2 separate regions of the Homo sapiens genome follow, and region 1 is linked to region 2. Evidence: read pairs that join two places in POLR2A ChIA-PET (ENCODE). Cell type or tissue: HepG2. All regions are shown on one strand. Each heading gives the region's core, and the rest is flanking DNA. Links, peaks and the distances in the headings are about the cores only. Region 1 overlaps SH3PXD2A (SH3 and PX domains 2A). Region 2 overlaps SH3PXD2A (SH3 and PX domains 2A).

Region 1 (2,908 bases), core at 252-2,751, 55 kb after region 2:
CTTCCTTCCTTCCTTCCTTCCTGCCTTCCTTCCTTCCTTCCTTCCTTCCTTTTCCTCCCTCCCTCTCTCCCTCTCTCCCTCCCTTCCTTCTTTCCTTCTTCCCATCCTTCCAATATTAAGTGTCTGCCTTGTACATCCAGGCGGTGTGCCAGCTCTGGGACACATTGATGATCCAAAGCAGATCTGGTTCCTGCCTTTATGGGTCTCACAGCTTAGTGAGGGAAGACAGATTTTAGTTAAAAAACAAAGACAAACAATATTGTTTTACACCATTCCAGATGTAACAAAGGAAGGTGCCATAGACATATTATAGGGAAACCTTATACTCTGGGATCAGGGCAGGCTTCCTGAAGAAGTAAGTTTTATCTGACACATCAGTGAGTTATTTTATCTTATTTTACTTTTGAGATGAGAGACTCTTTTATGCTTCTAATGAAAGCCAAAGACTCTCTCCCCAGACAAGTGCATGAATGTGCACCTGTAATTCTAGTAACCTTTTTGGTTATCCATACCCTGCCTGAAATCCATCCATGAGCACCAGGATAACACCCTCTGCTCTTCTCCAGACCTTCTTCTCTCCCCATATCTCCTGCCACGAGCCTTCAGACCCAGACTCACACGCAGGGGCTGCCCACTTAGAACCCCCAGGTACGGAGGCTTTAAAGCTGTACTGTCCAACGCGGTGGCCACTAGCCACATGTGGCTATTTAAATTAAAGTTAATTAAAAATTTTTGAAATTAAATTTTAAAAATTAAATGAAATAAAAGTAAATGTTCAGTTCCTTGGTTGCACTTGCTAGATCACAAGTACTCAGTGGCGGCCGTGGCTAGTGGTTGTGTATTGGGCAGATATGGAACATTTCTATTATCACAGAAAATTCTATTAGACTGGTAGCTTAGACAACTTTGAACACACAACAGGCTTGAGCTGGCTTTCTGGCCACCCTACAGTGATCTGTCACCTCCCAGCCCCTTCCTGAGTTGCCCCCTGAAATCTTCTAGGGCCCTGGCAAGAAGAGGGAGATTATTCTCCTGCACAGTTTGCCCATCCTTAGGGCTTTTCAGCTCAGCGGCTATTCCAAACACTTCTTCTGGAAACCAGGTCAGGTTCCCGAGAGGGCTTCTAAGAGCCTTTCAGATGTGAAGTTAAGAACAGGGAAGAGGTGAGGCTCTTAGTCTCCAAGTGGAAATTGGTTTCTTCTAAAAATAACTCACCACTCAGCCCTATCTGACCAGGAAAAGGACCTGTCCCAGGGAAAGCTGACCAGGACAGGGCCTAACGTCGAGGCCCATTTGGTGATTAAGGGCCTGGGTTGCTTGGAGGTGCAGTTGAGGTGGGAGGAGGGGCGGCAGATGCCCTTTTCAGTTGCTTTCTCACGGGTGGCTGGACCACGTTTCCAGCCTTTGTCTATTTCCTTGCACAGCTCCTTCCTGGTCCCACTGAGGAGGGGCCGGAAGACTCTCTGAAGCCCTGGCTCCATGGACGGTTGTTTCACAACCTGACCTACAAAGCGCTGGGCTACAGTAATTGCTCTGCAAACACCGACTCCACCATGCTGCTATTGCTTTAGTCTGAACTCTGGCCAGCGAGTGCACAGGGTCAATATTTGATCAGAACTGGGAGAGGCCCTTTATTTTCCCCTGCACCGCTTGGAAGATAGAGTTAAGAGGGTTGTTCAGGTTTGCTCATTGGCTCTGAAGGACTTAACCTATTTTGACAAGCTTTTCTCTCTATTCCTTATTCATCTCTCCAGACTCTCCACCCATGCACCCCACCCTGGGGTCACACTCACTTTCCAGCTCCCCAACAGCCCACCTCATGATGGGTGGAAAAATTATAATTCCTGAATCACTAACAACCAGCCTTGGAATGAATGTGTATATGGGTGTGGGTGTGTACTGATGTCACTTACGGAGCTTTATGGGATCATTGCATTTTTAGAGTTAGAGGAGTTCTTATTCCAAGTGCCTCACTTTGCAGGTAACAAACTGTGTTAATTTTTCTATTCATTAAATTTATATAAGCTTTCATTTGGTTTAATATCCAAAGCAGGCCTCAGCTGAGATCAACCTGGGGTGATCCCAGTGTGTGCCAAGAACCAACCTGAAAGCAGAAAAGAGGAGGAAATGTCTCTTCCGCAGGCACTCTGCCTTTTAATCATTGAGGGAATTTGTTCGAGATTACTGACCCTAGACTAAAGCGATGAGGCCACAGCCTGGGGAGGTAACCTGCTAAGTTCTAAGAATGATCTTGTACCAAGGATTGCAGAGAGCTCCAGCACACCTGGTGTGGCAGTGCCAGCTCCAGAATGTGCTGAGCATGGGTCATTGTGAATGCTCACATGCCTTAGACAGAGGAGAACATCAGCCTTGACTGAGGTCATTCACTGGTCCCAGGCAGGCACAGACAGCCTCATGTTGTTTGCAATGGCAAAAATGGGAAACAGCCTAAAAGACCATCCATACAGAGTTGCTAAGTCAACTGTGATATTCTCACAGCACTTAGTACAGCAGTCAAAGCAAATGAGACTGATCCATGGGTGGATCTCCAAGAAACATTCTGAACAAACAATGCAAGTTTCAAAACAGTACTTATAGTATGATAATAATTATATAAAAAAAAACCCAAGAACAAGATTTATATTTTGCAGGTACATATCCAGCATATGAATGTAAATGTTTTTTAATCTAGAAGGCTGTACTCCAGATTGGTATCCGACTCATCTCTAGATGGGGGTTAGGGATATCAGTAGGAGGAAGGGCTTGATAAAGGGGGAACCTTATCTTAATGTTTTACTCTTTTAGAAAAGGAGAATGCATTCATATATTATTTGCAACATTAATATTGAATAGTTAAAGAGTCACCTATTGGGGGAGCTAGGGTTGGTGGGAAGTCAAAAATAAAATA
Region 2 (2,908 bases), core at 96-2,595:
GTGATTCACGGGTCTGACAAGGCTCCCTGCTCATGGAACAACCAACCACACCCTTCAAGGCTGTTGGAACAGGGAGCACAGCCAGCCATTTATCGCAACCCTGTGTTGAGCTGAGTGAGGGCTTTTGGGGGGCAAACCAGGGTAGAAATTACCATGTGTGGTGGCAGGCAGAGGGGAAGGGAAGAGAAGGGAAAAATAAACCTATTTGATGTCAGAGGAGACCGATTCCAGCCCAGAAATACAAGCCCCAGCTGCTGCATTTTCCAAAGAGATATTCCGGGGCCAGCATGAGTTAACTGACCGTGGAGGCTATGAATTAGGGAAGTGTTGTTAGGACTTCTGACTTTGGGTTTGCACAGCAGTTCCCTGTAAATTGCCTTCTAATTGCCTCAGCCTGAGTCACTGACCAGACTATTTCTTGGCCAGAAAAAGTCTAATGGGCAACTGTGTTCTCTTTTACCTCTTAATTAAACAAAATGAAACAAATAATAGAGTTATACACATGGTAGTCCCACTTACTCCTCTCGAGTTCTGAGAATCCAGGAAAGGGATAGTAGATTAGGATAGGGACCCAGGGGACAGGAAGGACAAGGGGTGTGTGTGGGAAATGAGGTGGAGATTCTGGCTTTGGAAATAGGTTCTGAGTGAGGGCCAGAGGTGTTCTCTGCCATGACAATTGCCAAAAATAATGGAAGCGCCCAATAGAGTGATCAGGGCTTCCAGAGGCGGATTCCCAGAGCAGCGTGCTACTTCCTGCCTGGCCCGGGCTTCTGCTGCCTGTAGTGCAGCCAGTCACAGGTGGGCAGGTGAATGGAAGGTCAGGAGCCTAGCTGTGAAGGGGATGGGGGTCACATGAGGATCCCTCTTGTGCCTCTGGGTAACCCCCAGGCAAGTCACCATATCAGCCGCAGAGACTGAGCCCCTGCTGTGTGCATGGTGCCGGTCAGAGTCCAGCAAGGCTGTCCAGACCCCATAAGAAGGGGGAGAACTAACATACAAGCACCTACTATGTGCCAGGCAATGCAGAAGATGCCTTTAGAGGCGATTTTACTTGAACCTCATAACAACCCCATGCGGTTAGGTAGGTGTTTTTATTCCCATTTTATAGATGGGGAAATTGAAGCTCGGAGGGTTCGTATCATTCTACTCAGAGTAATTCTGTGGCAGGGCTGGGATTCTCACCCTGGTCTCTGACACCCACATCTGTGAGTGCCACTTCTTCCCCATCAGAGCTGGCTTGGTGAGAGAGAAAATAACCAGTGAGTCCAGGCAGCACCACCTGGGGATGAGGGGTGCACCTGGGAGGCTGTGTTGTCCCAGAGCACCTGTGTGCCGTATCCCTTGGCTGAGCATTGGGATATCCTGGCCCCACCACTCGCTGCCGTGGGATACAGTGCAAGTTACTTATGTCTCTGAGCCTCAGTTTCCTCATCAGTAAAAAAAAAAAAAAAAAAAAAAAAAAAAAGAATATATGGGGAAAGTTGGACCTAGCTCTTAGGGTTATGATGAAGATGAAATGAGTTTGTAATTGTAAAGAGCTTAGACCGGTACCTGGCGCCTTATGGAGCTCAGCATAAGTATTTGCTTTCACAATCACTAAGTCCTGAAGCTGTTCAGAGGAGGGAGAGCACTCTGTGAACTGGAGTTTCCAGGGAAGACCGACTGGAGAAGGCAGCTTCATGATGGACCTTGAGGTGTAATTAGGATTTGGCTGGGAAAGAGTAGGATTTAGATGGGAAAACTGGGGAAGGGCATTCCAAGAAAGAGAAAAGCAAAGGTGCTGGAGGTGGAACGTGCAAGGAAAAGCTGGGCAAAGCCGAGGGTGGATGAGGGAGAGAAGGATGACAGGAAAGCTCAGGGCCAGCTCTGAGAGGCTCCGATGGCAGCAGAGGGAATTCAGTTTATTCTGTAGACACCTTGGAACCTTCCTTTTCTCCCAAGGGCTTGGCAGGGAGAGGGAGCTAAATAGTCACTTTGAGGTCCTCCCGGTGGGCTCCAGCGCTGTTTTTGCGACTGTGCCTGGAACAGAGCTAAGTAAGGACTGGAACCTTTTTCTAGCTCTGCCTGGGGGACTCTTTAGTTGGCCAGCTGGGTCCCACCCCTCCTGTTTACAGCTCTCACTCCTAGGGGTCTGGCTTCCCCATAAAAAGTTGATTGCACCCAGGCTCCTGGGGAGGAAGGGTTGAGGAGGAGGAGGAGGAGGAGAGGGAGCAGCAGGAAGTGAGGTGTCAGCTGCTTTGGGTCTTAACTAGCTTGGGAGGGCCTGATGCAGCAGCGTTTCAGGTGGAGTAATTTCCATCCACACTCCCCCAGTGGCAAGAGCGAGAATGCGCCCATCCTCGTAGGTTCTGGGGGCCAATACCTCACAGTCTGAGGGGAGCCCAGCATGTCTGTGTCTTCTGAACCATCTACACTAATGTTGCCTTCTACTTCAGGATCTCTCTGAACTTGTTTTAGTTGGTTTTTTTTTTTTTTGAGTTGGGGTCTCGCTCTGTCACCCAGGCTGGAGTGCAGTGGTGCGATCTCGGTTCACTGCAGCCTCCGCCTCCCGGGTTCAAGCGATTCTCGTGCCTTAGCCTCCCAAGTAGCTGGGATTACAGGCATGCACCACCACACGCAGCTAATTTTTGTATTCTTAGTAGAGGTGGGGTTTTGCCATGTTGGCCAGGCTGGTCTCGAACTCCTGACCTCAGGTGATCCACTCGCCTCAGCCTCCCAAAGTGCTGGGATTACAAGTGTGACCCGCTGCGCCTGGCCTGAACTTGTTTTAGTTTTAAATGCAGTGCTTCAGCTGGGCATGGTGGCTCATGACTGTAATCCCAGTGCTTCAAAAGGCCAAAGTGGGGAGGATCACCTGAGGCCAGGAGCTCAGACCAGCCTGGACAATGTAGCAAGACCCCATCTCTAC

What was found. ChIA-PET counts read pairs that join two places held together with the same protein. Peaks named below come from ENCODE experiments on the same cell type or tissue, not always from the same donor. Only the 100,000 strongest peaks of a DNase experiment are listed, where the experiment ranks them.
Region 1: POLR2A ChIA-PET joins it to region 2 with 17 read pairs; 11 of 35 experiments call an interaction of 5 or more read pairs at or near these places.

What each region holds. Positions count from the first base shown.
Region 1 is chr10:103,793,047-103,795,954 of GRCh38, reverse strand. The region is part of intron 2 of SH3PXD2A (SH3 and PX domains 2A); the gene reads left to right. Among named protein-coding and RNA genes, the nearest start is that of SH3PXD2A-AS1, 48 kb to the right of the region's middle. In HepG2, for the core only: no CTCF peak of the experiment used is centred there; DNase peaks (open chromatin) are centred at 1,554 and 2,374; H3K4me3 peaks cover 543 bases.
Region 2 is chr10:103,847,506-103,850,413 of GRCh38, reverse strand. The region is part of intron 1 of SH3PXD2A (SH3 and PX domains 2A); the gene reads left to right. Among named protein-coding and RNA genes, the nearest start is that of SH3PXD2A, 6.6 kb to the left of the region's middle. In HepG2, for the core only: a CTCF peak has its summit at 2,330; no DNase peak of the experiment used is centred there.